Linked DNA regions of Mus musculus: region 2 is linked to region 1. The links are chromatin loops, found by intact Hi-C in ENCODE. Cell type or tissue: heart. All regions are shown on one strand. Each heading gives the region's core, and the rest is flanking DNA. Links, peaks and the distances in the headings are about the cores only.

The links. Peaks named below come from ENCODE experiments on the same cell type or tissue, not always from the same donor. Only the 100,000 strongest peaks of a DNase experiment are listed, where the experiment ranks them.
Region 2: it touches region 1 in a loop (2.0-fold over the local background); 19 of 42 quality-filtered maps call a loop at or near these places.

The regions. Positions count from the first base shown.
Region 1 is chr5:140,327,516-140,335,841 of GRCm38, forward strand. It overlaps Mrm2 (mitochondrial rRNA methyltransferase 2), which reads right to left and starts at 4,383. Exons shown (of 3, transcript NM_026510.1): 1 at 4,338-4,383; 2 at 3,465-3,754; 3 at 159-1,265. The coding sequence starts at 4,345. The coding sequence ends at 823. It overlaps Nudt1 (nudix (nucleoside diphosphate linked moiety X)-type motif 1), which reads left to right and starts at 4,345. Exons shown (of 5, transcript NM_008637.2): 1 at 4,345-4,440; 2 at 4,908-4,958; 3 at 6,940-7,104; 4 at 7,798-7,943. The coding sequence starts at 6,953. In heart, for the core only: CTCF peaks have their summits at 4,748 (motif pointing left), 6,285 (motif pointing right) and 6,485; a DNase peak (open chromatin) is centred at 4,406; H3K4me3 peaks cover 1,757 bases; H3K27ac peaks cover 1,514 bases.
Region 2 is chr5:140,386,117-140,394,442 of GRCm38, forward strand. It overlaps Snx8 (sorting nexin 8), which reads right to left and starts at 3,192. Exons shown (of 11, transcript NM_172277.3): 1 at 3,032-3,192. The coding sequence starts at 3,125. In heart, for the core only: no CTCF peak of the experiment used is centred there; DNase peaks (open chromatin) are centred at 3,205 and 6,775; H3K4me3 peaks cover 1,918 bases; H3K27ac peaks cover 1,601 bases; H3K27me3 peaks cover 396 bases.

The DNA.
Region 1 (8,326 bases), core at 141-8,140:
TCACTCTCCTAACATTCTCTTCAAACATGGCGTGAGCCAGGTGTGGCAGTGTACACTTGCCATCCCAGCACTTGGGAAGCAAGGCAGGAGGACTGTGGGCTCATAGCCAGCCTGGGTTATAGTGACACTCAACCTCACAAACAGACAAGTAAACAAAAGCCAGAAAAATAAAATCATGATAGAGAAGACTGCTTTGTTTTCAGCATTTAAAAGCCTTGGAAGGAAAGGGTTTCTTTGCCTCACTCATCCCAACCACAGTCCATCACTGAAGGAAATCAAAGTGGGTTCTCGGGGTGGGAACCTGGAGGCAGCAGCAACTGGAGACGGGGAGTGGGGTATGGATGACTGGCTTGTTCCTCAGTCCTGCTCACCCCGCTTTCTCATACAACTCAGGCTACCTGCCAAGGGATGGCAGCACCCGCACAGGGCTGGGCCCTGCCACGTCAGTCACTCATCAATGTCTCCCTGGCTCAGCCTGTGAGCCGATGGAGGAATTCCACAGTCAGATTCTTTCTTCCCAGACAAATTGCCAAAAACTAACAGTACCAATATATCTGTTCATATTGTGTGCAGCCTGCGTGTGCGTGCACGCGCTCTCGCTGCTCTGGGGTCCCGGATGCTGCACTCAGACTGTCAGGCTTAGCAGCAATCCCCCTTTCCTCACTGCGCCATGGCGCTGCCCATTCTTAGCACTTTTTCACGGCCCTTGAAAATATTTGCTTATCTCTTTAAAAGCAGAGGTGCCTTGGGGTGCTGGTCATATCCACAAGGCAGCTTGAATCCACGCTCCTCCGGAAGCACCCCCAGAATGGCAGGGCAGACTCACGGCCTCCTGGTGCCCTTCCCCCCACGGTACTGGGTGGCTAACAGGTACACCTCCGAAGACTCTTTCCTGCTGGCCTCCGGTTTCACCACCCTTGTGCTCTGGAATTCCTGGGTCAGTCTCTTCTGCAGCAGGTGGCTTTTACTTCCGGCCCAGGTTTTACACAGCAGTGTCCCTCCGGGATGCAGGATGTCCACAGCCATGTCCACAAGGGTAAGGCACAAGCTGATGAGCTTATCGTGATCGAGGTCTCTGATCCCAGTGGCATTCGGTGCCATGTCACTCAGAATCACATCTGCTCTCCTGCTGGGAAGCAGTTCTAGAATCTTCTGGAAAGTTCTGGGGTCAGTCACATCAGCAGGGCATAGAAAAGTTGCTCCCGCCAAAGGGAATATGTGAAGGAGATCGACCCCAAGCACAAAGCCCACAGGAGAGCTGGAATCTAAGGAAGTAACACAATGTGTTATTAAACCATGAATCTCCCTACCAAAAAACAAGTCACAAAAGGCAGTCAGGCACCCATGCATGTATGTGCGCAAAAGACCTTTGGTATGAAGGCACATGAGTTAGATGTAATAATGGCACAGGCTATAACCTCAGCACTTTGGGAGCCTGAGGCGGGAGGACTGTCACAAGTTCAAGGCTAGTTTGAGCTACCAAGTGAGATCTCGTCTCTCAAAGTTGAAAAATAAGTAAATAAATAAAGACACGTAGTAGAGTGTAGGGTGTCCTCTACTCCCCCTGGCATAGCTGGGGAAGTTGAGACCTAGAAAGGAAATGGCCTTGCCATCGTGGAGAGTGACAAGCCGAGGTGAACCGCAGCCAAGGTGCTGAATCCCACTTCACTGTCAGTTCACTACCCCAGGCTCCCCTCCCACAGAAGGACTCTTCTTCCAAATGATTTTTTATTTTATTTAGTATGCGTTGGTTCTAAAATGGGAATCTTAGTAGGTAGCCCAGGCTAGCCCAAAACATAATAAGTTCCTGACTTAACCCAGTGAGTACCTGAGGTTACAGGTGGGCACCACCATACCCAGCTCCCAACAATCCTTTTTGGTTTTTAATGTTTGTTTGCTTTTTATTCCTTGAGACAATCTCACTATATAGCCCAGGCTAGCCTCAAATTCAGAGAACTGATGCCTCTGCCTCTAAAGGGCTAGAACCATGTGAGACCATGCTCTACTGTTTTGTCTTCCAGATGTATTATTTATTTACATATGTGTGAATGTGCACTCAAGTGCAGGTACCTGCCCAGTTCAAGGCCTGGATGTGAAATCACGGAGGCTAGGGGCTGCCTGATGTGGGTGCTGGGAACTGAACTTGAGTCCTCTCTGAGAGCCAAGCCCTTCATTTTTGGCTCTTGGTTCTTTGAGAACTGTGTGACTCAGGCCTGGGATTCCTGGTTCTCCTGTCTCTACCACCAGAGGGCTAGGGTCACAGGTATAGCCACCACAGCTGGGCAATGTCACAGATGCAGCTGTTTTTTCGCTTTTTCTCTTTCCTATTTGGGCACCATTTCACACACACACACACACACACACACACACACACACACACAGTACACAGCCTATCACATTCCCAGAGTAAGGAATCCAGTGGCCCCAGTGGGACCTCCAAGAGCTCCTAGGCTTCAGGGACACATTAGTAGTCCTGTCCCCAAACCCTGCTGTCTTGGAGTTTCTACTGCTGTGATGAAACACCATAACCAAAAATCCAGTTGGAGAAGAAGGGGGTTACGTGACTTACACATCCATATCACTGTCACTGAAAGAAGCCAGAACAGGAACTCAATCAAGGCTGGAGCCTGGAGGCAGGAGCTGCTGATGCACAGGCCATGGAGGGTGCTGCTGACTGGCCCGCTCCCCTGGCTCGCACAGCCTGCCTGCTCCCCTGGCTCGAAGAGCCTGCTTTCTTACAGGGCCCAGACCCCCAGCCCAGGTGGAAACCTTTTCCTACTCACAGTGTCTGGTTATGGTGCTTATGACAGCAACAGAAAGCAAAGGAAGCCATTATTGTTTAGTTTTCTGGGGCTTTTTGTTTTGTTTAGAGAAAGGGACATAGTGCGAACCCAGGCTGTCCGCCAACTCCTGTGGTTTTCTTCTTTGTTCTTTTTTAAACATTTTGCTTATTTAATCATGTATGTGAGAGGGTATATAAGCAAGTGAGCACACGCCACGGCACATTTGTGGAGTCCACACAGCAACTTTCTGGTGTCAATTCTCCCGTCCACAGTGTAAATCCTGGGGCGAGAACTCAAGCTTGTCAGCCTTACCGGCATGCACCATTCAACCACCAAGCCAGTGGGTCACAGCCCAGAGTGAGAACCACTGCTGACTAACCCATCTTCATAGCATCACCACCACCCTGTGCTCCCTTCCCAACCCCCTACCTCTGCCCTTTTTTTTTTCTCTAGTACAGACATACCATGTAGCTGGGATGACCCTGAACTTCTAATCCTGCCTCCACCTCGTAGGCCTGCGGGGCCTGACTTTACTTAGCAGCTGTGTCCTGTACCCAGCCTGTGTCGTATTTCTGTAACTCTCATCTCTAAACCTACTTAGAAAGAGCCTCAAACAATGTCTCTAGGTAAGAGCTGCTCACTAGCAGTAGTCAGAGGAGCTGGGAGTCCAGCAGGTCCCACCTGCGCCTGTGGCATTGACGCGCTGCACTGCCACCTGACTCCAGGCTCCCGGAGCTGCCCCGCAGTCCAGCACCCGGAGACCGGGCCTCAGGATCTGATGCTTCTCATTCATCTCCAGGAGTTTGAAGGCACTGCGGCAGCGGTAACTCTCCACCTTTGCGGCCTTCACAAACGGATCCTTTAGATGCCGCGTGAGCCACAGGTGCTCAGCGCCGGTCCGGCCCCTGTAGTGACACACTGCTGTGTGTAACCTCCGAACCTTAAGGGGAACGCCTACCAGCTTCAGATGCCTGAAATGACGAAAAAAGAGTTAGCGGGTGGGCATTACACAGAGAGGCAAGAAAGTCTTGGTTCAACCTTTTTGTTTCTGCATATGTATGTGCGATATGCATGCACGCATGTGTATTAGCATGTATGTGCACATGTGTCTGCCTGTGTATGGGGGTCCAAAGTAGAGAAGGGACGTCCCCTTCGCTTGCTCTCTACCTTATGTATTGATGTAAGGTCGCCAACCTGCCAGTCTATCTCGCCAGCTTTCTCCAGGGACCCCTTTTCTCTGCCTCCCCAGCACTGGGGTTACATTTGGTCAGCACACATGTCCAGTATTTTGTAGGCTCTGGGGATCCGAACCCCAATCCTCCCGAATGCACAGCTTTATCCACGGAGCCCATACACCTATTTCTATGTTGCAAGCCTCACTCACTCACGTCTGTACATGAATAAACATCGTACACCCGTGTCCCGCTCCCCGGGACGGAGGTCGCCAGCACCCCTCTGCAACACAATTCACTGAGCTCCCTACTACTGTCATCCACTCCGTTCCTGTATGCAAAGACGTCCTTTTAGCGCAGGCAGACGCCGTAACTCACTCACCCGGCCATTGCTGCTTGCTGGTGGTTTCCTCCCGCCGCCGGAAGTCCCGCCCTCGCTTCCAACGCGAGGCTCCGCCCCGGGAAACTTTGGCTGGGGCGCGAAGGTATGGATGGTCCCGGGCGAATGAGATCTGGGTGCGGGAGAGACGCTGGAGGTCGGGAGTGGGGTGCCAGGGAAAATCTGGGGAGAGAAGGGGTAGAAGGACTAGAGAGCAGCTTCAAACCCACCAGGAAAACTGGGGTACTGGGCAGGCCTGAGGTCGGGAAGACCAGGGAAACTACAGAGAGTAGGGAGCAGAAATGAGAGGGAGAGGGGACCTGGGCGGTAAGCTGATGCATGGGCAGTTTGCAGCCTGTCTGTACCGGCCATAGCCCCTGGGAGGGGAGGCTAGGGAACGGCATTTGCAGAGTGCCCCCTGCAGGCAGGTTCTGGGCTCTGCACTCCATGTGCATTGTCTCCAACACCTGCAACACTTGACCTCAATTCAGACCAAAGGTTGTCCAAAGTTCCCTGACACACATCCGATTTACCACCTATCACAGCTACCAGGACACCCTTGTTTGCTTCTAGGCTCTGCCATTTGACCTCGGAGCACTAGTTTTCGCCTCAGAAACGAAGAAAGTAAGTCTTAAACTCTGTTCTTAGTCTTTTTTTTTTTTTTTTTACTTTTTTTATTAGGTATTTTCCTCATTTACATTTCCAATGCTATCCCAAAAGTCCCTCATACCCTCCCCCCCACTCCCCTACCCACCCACTCCCATTTCCATTGCAAAGGGAAACAGTATGGGGACTCTGTTTGAAGCAATGCCAATCAACAGAGCCATAGCCACACCCATTCTACCTGATTCCAATCTATGTCCTCACTGCTCATTTCACTGAGACAAGGAGCTGAGCACGCTGGTGCACGCCTGTCATTCTACACTCAGGTGGTTGAGCGGGAAGATTGTGAGTTTAAGTCCAGAATGGAGAACATGGCACAACTCTGTCTCGTTTAAAATCCTTGCAAAACAAATCACTCATCTGTATGGAATGTGAGGACATTTGTCATCACTCCCTACATGAAAACAATTTACATAGTTTGCATGTAAAGTGGGCCGGAGGATGTCTGTAAGTTACAGGCAAATATGCCATTTCAAAGAAGTGATTTCATCATACTTTAATCCCAGTATCCATGGAAGGGTAAGGTATCCTGGTATCTGTGGATATGAAAGATATCCTGTGGATATCCTGTGGCTATGAAAGACAGCTGTATACAGCCGGTGCTTAATAAGAGATGGCTGACTTTGCTGAGTCAGGAAGCCAGAGGCTCAGGCACAGGCAAGTCAGAACACAGGCCAATGCTAAGCCCACTTCTTCTCCTGACTTACCTCAGCACCAGGCCTAAGCTTCCGGGTCCCTTTTCTTTCCCTTTCTTCTTATTCTGTTTTTAAATTTTAACTTATATTGTGCACATATAGGGTTGTTGGATTTTTTTATTCGAGAACGTATAGGGTTTTAAAAATATTTATTTTGGGGGGCTGGTGAGATGGCTCAGCGGTTAGGAGCGCTGACTGCTCTTCCAAAGGTCCTGAGTTCAAATCCCAGCAACCACATGGTGGCTCACAACCATCCGTAATGAGATCTGATGCCCTCTTCTGGAGTGTCTGAAGACAGCTACAGTGTATATAATAAACAAACAAACAAACAAATAAATATTTTAAAAAACCATCCAGAGGTGGTGTATAGCTTTTAAAAAATATTTATTTTTTATGTTCATTGATGCTTTGCCTCCATGTATGTTTGTGTAGGGGGCCATATCCCCAGGAGCTAGAATTACAGACAATTGCAAGCCACCATGTGGTTGCTGGGAATTGAACTTGGTGCCCCTGGAGGAGCAGCCAGTGCTCTTAACCACTGAGCAGCCATCTCTCCAGCTGGAATACAGGAGTTTTGTTAACATTTATACTATATGTGTGCCTGGTACCCAAAGACGCCAGAAGAGGGCATCAGAACAGAGTTAGACAGTCGTGAGCCACCATGTGGATGCTAGAAATGGAACCACAGTCCTCTGCAAGAGCAGCTAGTCCTCCTAACCACTGCCATCTCTCCAGCCCTTGTTCAAGTTCCTTTTCTTATACACTGCAGCCTCTTAGGAGGGTCCCAGTTTCTGTATACTGCCTTAGCCAGTTGAGGCCTAGGAAACAATAAAATAAGACGCTTTGTCTGGGGGCTGGAGAGATGGCTCAGTACTGGGAGTATGGCTCAGTAGTAGAGCCCCTGCCTAGAATCCCCCAGTGAGGGGCTGGGGTATGGCTCAATGGGAGAGCATTAGCCTAGCATGCTCAAGGCTTTGAGTTCTTTCCCCAGCACTGTAAATACATACATACATACATACTTATATACATGCATAAAAATATAAATGAAAAGGGGACCTCAAAGGCACATTTGTACATGCCCTGCTAAGCCACAGGGTGTATATCCTGTGACTGTGTATTTAGCAGGTCATACCATCCACCTCTCCCAGAATGTATCTCCCTCCCACCTGGCCACAACAGAACTCATATGATGCATACTCTAACAGACTACAGACCAATCAAACCACATTTTCCCATCCTCTTAACAGGACCCAGGAGAGCATGAGCACCTCCAGGCTTTATACCCTTGTGCTAGTGCTACAGCCTCAGCGAGTTCTCCTGGGCATGAAGAAGAGGGGCTTTGGTGCTGGCCGCTGGAATGGCTTCGGGGGCAAGGTGCAGGAAGGAGAGACCATTGAGGATGGGGCTAAGAGGTGAGAAGAAGGGAAGTCTGACCACAGAGCCAGCCTAGCTGGGGATGAAGCCCAAGAGAGTAGGAAATATACCCTTAAGACTGACCGATGCTATGTAGACCATGCTGGCCTTGAACTCGCGGAGATCTACTTGCCTTTACTTCTAGAGGGCTGGGATTAAAGGCCTAGGCCAGCATACCTGGCTTTTAAATTTTCTTTAAGGGTCTGGGTTTTTTTTTTTTTTTAATATGCATTGGTGCTTTGCCCACATGAATGTCTGTATGAGGGTCCTAGATCCACTGGAACTAGAATTATAGACAGTATGAACTGCCATGTAGGTGCTGGGAATTGAACCCCAGTCCTCTGGGAGAGCAGCCAGTGCTCTCAACTGCTAAACCACCTCTCTAGCCTCCTTAAAGGGTCTTTCTGCATATTCCAGGTGGCCTTTAATTATGTAGCCCAGGTTGGTTTCAAACCCCAAACTTTCCTGCTCCAACCTCCTTAGTGTTGGGATTACAAGTGTGTAATCCCATGTCTGAATTTATGAAGTTCAAGTCATTTCTCAACTAGTTATAGCAATGCCTCTGCACGCTGTCCTCCTGGAATACGCAGGTCACAAGTCCTGGGGCTGCTGTCCCGTGCCCCTGTCCCTTGCAAGCATGGACGCCATGTTCATGAGCTAGCTAATGCCCACGTCCTTCCTTACCTGTCCAGAGAGCTGCTGGAAGAAAGTGGTCTGAGCGTGGATACACTGCACAAGGTAGGCCACATCTCGTTTGAATTTGTGGGCTCTCCTGAGCTGATGGACGTGCATATCTTCTCGGCTGACCATGTGCACGGGACGCCCACAGAAAGTGAAGGTGAGCCATGGGCAGGGAAGGATGGGTACCCAGACTCACTTGCCAGCCTAGGAGAAAGGAACCAACCCTTGCCAAGTATAGGCACCAAGCCTTTCTATCTTTGCTTTGCGTCTGAACCAGGGGCAGCCAGGCAGAGCAGACTTGTAGCGTGGGGATGAGTCAATTTCTTTCTTTTCTTTTTTAAAAAAGATTTATTTATTTATTATATTTAAGCACACTGTAGCTGTCTTCAGACACTCCAGAAGAGGGCGTCAGATCTCATTACAGATGGTTGTGAGCCACCATGTGGTTGCTGGGATTTGAACTCAGGACCTCTGGAAGAGCAGTCAGTGCTCTTAATCACTGAGCCATCTCTCCAGCCCCAGTACATTTCTTTATTTCAC
Region 2 (8,326 bases), core at 31-8,030, 58 kb after region 1:
CACCCTCTTCTGGTATGTCTGAAGACAGCAATGGTGTATACATTAAAAAAAAAAAAAAAAAAAAAAAAGACAGGGTTTCTCTGTGTAGCCCTGGCTGTCCTAGGACTCATTCTGTAGACCGGGCTGGCCTGGAACTCAGAGATCTGCCTGCCTCTGCCTCCCAAGTGCTGGGATTAAAGGCAGGGGTCACTACCACCCAACCAATAAATCTTTAAAACAAAAATAAGGTGACGAGCCATTGAGGAAGAGACTCAATCAAACCAGAGACTGAGTCACACCAGGAAGGAGGTAAAGGAACTGAAATTCATTACTAATCAAGATAATGGATATTAAAACAAAATTAAATGTTCTTAACTCTCTCCATCCGTCCCATTTGAGAATCAAACATAGGACACCCAAGCAGGTCCCTTTGCTGGCTGAGCCATGGCACCAGCCTTCCATCAGTCAAAGACAGCAAGTGTGCAAATCCTAGAAGCCAGCAATTCCACTCCTAGGATATCTTCTTGTGATGAACGCGACATAAGACCCCAAAGATGTCTGCATCCTAGTCCCAGAAAAGGTGATGTTCTTACTTTCACTCAGCAAAAGGAATTAGAATTACAGTGAAATTCGAGGCTGTTCTGAAGTGAACATAAGAACACAAATCTTCATTTTCTGGGTGCCTCCCCTATTCACAGGGGTCCTTAAAAGTGGAAGCAGACAAAAAAGAGCCAGGCAACTTGAAAGAGACATGGAAACCGTCAGCCTAGGGTTGCTGGCTTAGGTAGATGCTATCTACCGTCTGAACAGGGAGGCCAGCCTGTGAATGCTCCATCACGGACTATGGAGGCTGTGACACTTTGTTTTCGGCAAGTGTAACTTGCTCTGGACCACTGACCTCTGCTCACACAAGGTGCAGCCATGTGTGATAGCATGTACCTACAATCTCAGCATCCAGAAGACAAGATACGGAGAACAGGAGGACTATGGGTTTGAGGCCAACCTGAGTTACATAGCAGACACTGTCTCAAAAATAAACAAATAAGGCTGATTGTGGTGGCACATGCCTTTAATCCCTGCAGTCAGGAGACAGAGGCTGACCTCTATGAGCTCAAGACCAGGCAGGTCAGCACACTAAGTTCAGTTCTCCTGAGGACCAATCTCCTGCAGCGTATACACGGTTCACCTTTCGAATAATGGATCTGTGTGCTGAAAACCACAATGAGCCCATTTTCCTCCCAGCAGTTCCAAACCGCTACAAACACAAACACTACTTTACGCATGACTACTACCGGCAGCTCTGAAGGGGTAGCCAAAGTGGAAATCTGCTATGTACCCATAAGTCACACTAGTTAATCCTTTGAGATGTCAAAAATCAGCCAACTGTGAAGGTGGAGGCTACTAGGCAAAAGGTGAGGAGGAAGAGGAGGAGGAGGAAGAGGAAGAGGAGGAGGAAGAGGATGAGGAAGAGGAAGAGGAAGTGAAGTGAAAATCAACCTGTGAAAGTTCGCTGCCTGAGCTCTTTACCTCTGAAAGCAAAGCCATCCTCGGGACCAGGTGAGAGGGCTCAGTGGCTACCTGCATTCACACACACAAGCCCACCCACCTCAAGCTCCATCCCTAGAACTCAAGGAACAGTGGAAGAGAGAAGTGACTCCACAAAGCTGTCCTCTGACTGCCATCCCTGTGCCATGCCACACTGTTCTCAAGAACATCACACACACAAGAATACGTTTTCCCAAGAGTGATTCCCAAAGGTGTTTTGACTCTAGTCCATCCAGCCAAAGGCTCCACCAAGACACACTCCAACTAAGTTTCTTGCAGAAGGAAGAAAATCTCCTTCGCCACATCACCAGCTTGGTGCCAAGTTTCATACATACAGAAGGAAGTGACAGGTTGAAAAACCCATTTTCCTACTTACGTGGCTACTGGGATGGCCTGTCAATCGTGAAGGACTACATGGCTGTGACTAACACACAAGTCACACCACTGCCCAAGATCTGTCAAAAATCTAGACGAAATCCTTCCTAACGTCAGCCATTAGCTGAGTTCTCTAGGAAGTAATATGGAAGATCCCAAATTTGCCAAGAGAGCTCTAACCCATCACCACTGCTACAAGCCACAAGGAATTGCTTTATGAGTCAGGCAGGGGCTCAGAGCACAGGCTCCAGAGCTCTTGCAGAGGACAGGAGTCTGGGTCCCAGCAGCTCTACTGAGTGGCTAACAGGCAGGTGAAACTTTGGCCTCTCGGGAATCTAACACATCTGTCCTCCAAGGGCGCGCGCGCACACACACACACACACACACACACACACACACACACACATACATATACACAGTTAGAAATATTTTTTTAAAAAAGCATTCTTAAAAGGCATAAGTAGCTCTGGATCAGTCTCCCTTTCTCAAGGCGCCCAGGTATAGGGACTTAAGTGGTGGCTCAAACATACAACCTCAAAAATACAATGTTTTACCCAACAAGACCCAAAGACTGTTGACCAACTCCGAGGGGAGTTTCACCTTCTCTCCATTCTTCAGAGGCGTTCATTGACATCCTCCTCCCTCCCCTGGGGTTAAAAGTACTACCCTAAACCCTTCGTCCCAAGAGAAGAACCTGTCTTTCCACCAATGCTCTAGATGGCCATACTCAGCGACACTTGGCCAGACCTGGCTGGCACACACCAGGCCCAGCTCCACCCTTGCGCCTCTGGCCACATGGATGCGTCCCCACAGTCCACAAAGCCGGGGACCCCAGGAAAAAGAGTCTGATACCAAAGACACATCCCTTTCCCTGGACATGGTCACACATGAATATAAACCACTCTCTAGACCACGTCTCCAAAGTGGGGTCAGAAAAGACCCAGGTGCAACTCCACACGGCCGCTCGCTAACGGAGGGCTGAAGAGCAGCGTCCCAGGGAGCAGCGGGAAGAGGCTGGCCCCAAGAATGTCCACCCCCCCACCCCGGCCAGGCGAGGTGTGGCACTGACAGGTGGTCCCCGAGTGTGAAGCACTTGGCTCTCCGCACAGGGCCATCGGGCCGCGTGCCCTACCTGTCGCCGGCGGATCCGCCTCCTCGTCAGCCTCCGCCTCAGCAGCTGCAGCGACTGCCGGCGAGGGCAGCGGGTCCATCGCGCGGCCAGTCATGTGAGCCCGCTCGCCCACGTGACTTCCTCCCGCGCCCGCCCGGCCAGCCCCGCCCACGCCAGCTCTTGTCCGGCGTGGCCACGCCCATGCCAACCTCGCCACGCCCCTCCGCTCACCCCAAGCAGTAAGACCACGCCCCTACCCACGAGCCACGCCCCAACCACGTGGCCGCGGCCGGGGCAGCGTTCAGCAGCTCTGGTCCAAGACTGAGTGCTAGCGCGAGTACCGCCCCAGCTGCTTAGTGCCACCTCCCTCCAGTGCGCACCCACCTCCCCGCTCTTAGCCAGCAGCTGTTACTCATCTTCTTGCCCACCCTCTGACCCACGCTGCCATTCATTTTTGCATTCGCTTGCCCACTCACACATGCTCTGTGAATTCCGGGGCAGCCCCTGTGAAAGGTGCTACGGACATTAGAACAGTGTTCTAGTACCTTCTGGGATTTGGAGCGTGAAACATGGCTAGAGAGTAGGTCTTCTGACTATAATAGGTCTCTGAAGATTACTGATGAGGAACAACATTCCATAATTGTTTGCAGATAACCAGGCCATTCTCCTTTCTGTTGGGGATTGAGCCCATAGGCTCCCACATGCTGAGCTGGCCCTCTACCACTGTGCTATGTATCACCAGCCCTTTATTATTTATTTGTATATTGTTGGAGATAGGGTCTCAATATATAACCCTGGCTGTCCTGGAACTCACTATGGCTAGCCTCAAACTCAAAGATCTGCCTGCCTCTCTCTCCTGAGTGCTGGGATTGAAGATGCACACCAGGACGTTGAGCTTTATGTATTTATTTTGACTCGGGGTCTAGTTAGCCAGGCTAGCCTTGAACTCACTCTGTAGCTAAGGCAGAACATCCTCCTGCCTCAGCCTCCCTAGGAGCTAAGTTGAACATACATACCTCCAGGCCTGGCCCTCTGACTGACAGAGGGAAGCAAGGATGTAAGAGCACACAGGAGCAGTGTCTGACCCGGGGCTGAATATGAGGACTGAGTCTAGAACTGCAGGAGGAGGAAGAGGAGGAGGAGGAGGAGGAAGAAGAAGAGGAGGAGGAAGAGAGAGAAGAAGAAGAAGAAGAAGAAGAAGAAGAAGAAGAAGAAGAAGAAGGAGGAGGAGGAGGAGGAGGAGGAGGAGGAGGAGGAGGAAGAGGAGGAGGAGGAGAACAAGAAGAAGAAGAAGAAGAAGAAGAAGAAGAAGAAGAAGAAGAAGAAGAAGAAAGGAAAAAGAAAGAAGGAGAAAAAGAAAAAAGAAAGGCAACCTAAACTGCATATAGATACATTATCTCAAGTAAAGGAAAAGCAAAAAAATATCTGGGAGAAGAAGAGGGTTATTAATAAGACTCCATCAGAACAGTTGGGTGTGGTGGCGCACACCTTTAATCCCAGCACTCGGGAGGCAGAGGCAGGTGGATTTCTGAGTTTGAGGCCAGCCTGGTCTACAAAGTGAGTTCCAGGACAGCCAGGGCTACAGAGAAACCCTGTCTCGACTCCATCAGGGAAGGCCTTTCTTATTTCACAGTAAAGACCTCGCCTCTCCAGATATTGATGTCTAATGATTTCCATGGAGTGGACTGAAGGCTCCAAGGTTGGAGCCCTAGGATGCCTCTCAGTCTCCCTGCTGGTGCCTCTAAAGTTTTTAAAGCCCTAAGCTTGGCTGTAGCTGCGTCTAGTTCCCTTTATTTTCCAGGACTACAATCTATTGTGTAGAAGTGTAACAGAGCCCCAGATCTTAGCTCCATCATGGAAGGAGTATCCAGGCTATAAAACTCAGCACAAAACACCACCTGCCAAAAATGAAGACCTGATCCATCAAAGCCCATAGTTCTGGGAAAGTGCTAAGCTTGCTTTTCAGCTTCTGTAGTTCTGCTTCTGGCTAACTGTCCTTGTTAACCGAAATATGTCAACCCAGACATATTTGGTTTTCATGCTTAAAAGCTCACCCTAAGAGAGGTTCAGTGTGACACTGGGATCCCGTCAGTGTAATCCCCAGTGGGCTAATACTTTCTATTGGCTTAAGCCTAAGCCAGAGCAGTCTTCTCTGGCAAACACCCCACAGCAAAAGTGGTTCAAAAGTTTGGGTAGAGCTGGGTGTGATGGCGAACGCCTTTAATCCCAGCACTCAGGAGGCAGAGGCAGGCGGATTTCTGAGTTTGAGACCAGCCTGGTCTACAAAGTGAGTTCCAGGACAGCCAGGTCTATACAGAGAAACCCTGTCTCGAAAAACAAAAACAAAAGAATTAAGGTTTTTGTATGTTTTGGAAAACAAGGTCTCTTATAGTCCAGGCTGATCTCAAACTCTCTATGTAATTGAGGATGACCTTAAACTCATGTGAGTGAGTGAGTGTGTGTGTGTGTGTGTGTGTGTGTGTGTAGAGTTTGGAGGACAACCCCTAAGATTTATTCCCCCTCAGGAGCCATCCATCTTGGACATGTAGGCTGTCTGGCCAGCAAGCTCCAAGGATGAGCCTGTCTTCTCTGAAACTACAACTCCCACCATACTTAGCTTTTTCCTGCAGGATTGATATCTTCATGCCTGCATAGCAAACAGTTTCCTGGCTGAGCTTTCTGCCCAGCTCCTTGAATAGTTCTGTTCCTCCTGTCTCCAACTGCTTTGTGCTGACAGTACAGGCATGGACCGCCACTCACAGTTTTGTAAGGAGATGGATGGAAGGATGGATGGATGGATGGATGGATGGATGGATGGATGGAAGCAAGGGATTTAAACATGCTGGCAAGACGTTCTGCTAAATGTCATAAGCTTTTTTGGTATTTGTTGTTGTTGTTGTTGCTTGTTTTTTAGTACAATACCTCTAGTGATAGAAATATCTCTTTTAGGGCTGAGTGTCTGAGGTCTCTCATTCCCTACATAGCATCTGACTTTGGCTGCGTGGTCTCGTATTGCATCAGTCGGGCCCTTTGCCCACCATTCTTTGAAATTCAGGTGTTGCCTTTCTGTATTGGCCCTGCCTTTGGCCTAAAGCACTAACAGGCAGCTAGAGAGCTCTGGGTTCCGGCTGCTATCAACTGGGACCTGGAGAGATAGTTTAGGAGTTAATGGCAATGGATTTCTTCTAAAGGACCCAGATTTATTCCTAGTGCCCACATGGTAACTCCAATCCGAGGAAAACTAACTCCTCTTCCTGTCCTCAGAAGACACTGCAAGAGTTTATGTAATGCACAGTCATGCATGCAGGCAAAACACCCATACACATAATATAATAAATAAATTTTAAAAATAAATAGATCCGGGTGTGGTGGCGCACGCCTTTAATCACAGCACTTGGGAGGCAGAGGCAGGCGGATTTCTGAGTTCAAGGCCATCCTGGTCTACAAAGTGAGTTCCAGGACAGCCAGGGCTACACAGAGAAACCCTGTCTCAAAAAACCAAATAAATAAATACATAAATAAATACATAAATAAAGCTAATTTTGGTTTCATAACAATGTAAAATAATTTTCAAATTTGAGTTGTTGGTTTTAAACGGTCTCTCTTTAAACTTAGGACACCTCACAGTCCCAGCACACCAGGACCCCTTTCAGCCATGCAAGCTACAAGAGTTCTGCATATGGACACCCAGCAGCTTCCTCAAGCCACAGTGAAGATCACAAGATCCTATGACTCTTAGTGTTTCCATCTGATGGCTACTTCCTTCCGCCAAACTGGCTTCCTTTCAGCTGCCTTCAAATGATACACTCAGCACTTTGCCTGCGTACATACACTCTCAACACACACACAGATCATTTCCTGGCTTTTGGCTCATACTTTGTCTCCTGAAGATGGTAAGATTTTTGGTTTTGGTCTTTTAAGACAAGGTCCCATGTATCTCTGGTTGACCTTTAACTCATTGTGTAGCTGAGGATAACTTTGTATTTATGATCCTTCTGCTTTTACCTCCCCATGGACTGGTATATAGGAATGCACCACCATGTCTGGCTCACATGGTGCTGGGGATGGAACCCAGGGCTTTGTGTACACCAGGCAAGCATTCTATCATCACCTGAACAGCCCCTACCTGCATCTGTGGTTGTGTCTCTTCTCAAGGTAGCCAGTCAGAAGCCAGGAAGAAATCTAACAGAGGTCAACTAAAACATCAAATCACTTGAGCCCCCTAAATCTTAGATTTTTTTTAAAGGAAAAATAAACATTAAAAGAAGCACTTGTGAAGTACCGTGCCAAATGCCTGGAATTCTGGAACTCACAATCAGGAATCCAAATCCATCCACCACAGTATAACCAGTGTGAGGACGGCCTGGGCTGCGTGAGATTCTCCGCCACCATCCTGTAAAAAGAAGGGCCTTGTAATAAAACCCCGCCTCTGAGACTACTGGGATCCTCTCCCTAGCCCTTGAGAGGCAGAGGCAGGCAGATCTCTGTGAGTTAGAAGCCAGCCTGGTCTACAGGACAGCCAGGGCTACGTGGAGAGACTTTGCATCAGGAAAGAAGGAAAGAAAGAAAGAAAGAAAGAAAGAAAGAAAGAAAGAAAGAAAGAAAGAAAGAAAGAAAGAAAGAGAGAGAAAAGGAAGAAAGAAAGGAAGCCAGCCAGCCTCACAGATTTGTCTAAAGGCAATCTGACAGAGGTGTTTTCTCAATGGAGAATCTACCCAGATAACCCAGCTTGTGTCAAGTTGACAAAAAACAAACAAACAAAAACAAAAACCAAAAAACCCTACTCAGCACTGGTAGCAGATAGACTTCAGCTAATGGCTGGCTTTGCTGTGTTTAACCTTGCATGTCTCCCAAGTGTGGGAATTAAAGAAGCTTGCTTTGTTCTCTACCTTTTGTGTTCTTGATTATTGGTCTCTTTGTCTAAGGCAGTAGTTCTGAACCTTCCTGATGCTCCAGCCCTTTGAAACAGTTCCTGATACTTTAAAACAGTTCCCCGAGTTGTGGTGACCCCAACCATAACATTACTCTAATTGCTACTTCCTAACTGTGTAGTTTTGCTACTGTTATGAGATGCAATGTAAATATCTGATATGCAAGGTACCTGATATACGACCCCCAACCGCGGTCTATGGGATGCTCTGGGATCTCTTTCCTGAAACAAGGGGAGGCTTCCTTTGAAGTCATCTTTTTTTTTTTAAGATTTATTTATTTATGTATATGAGTACACCACTACTCTCTTCAGACACACCAGAAGAGGGCATCAGATCTCATTACAGATGGTTGCGAGCCACCATGTGGTTCCTGGGAATTGAACTC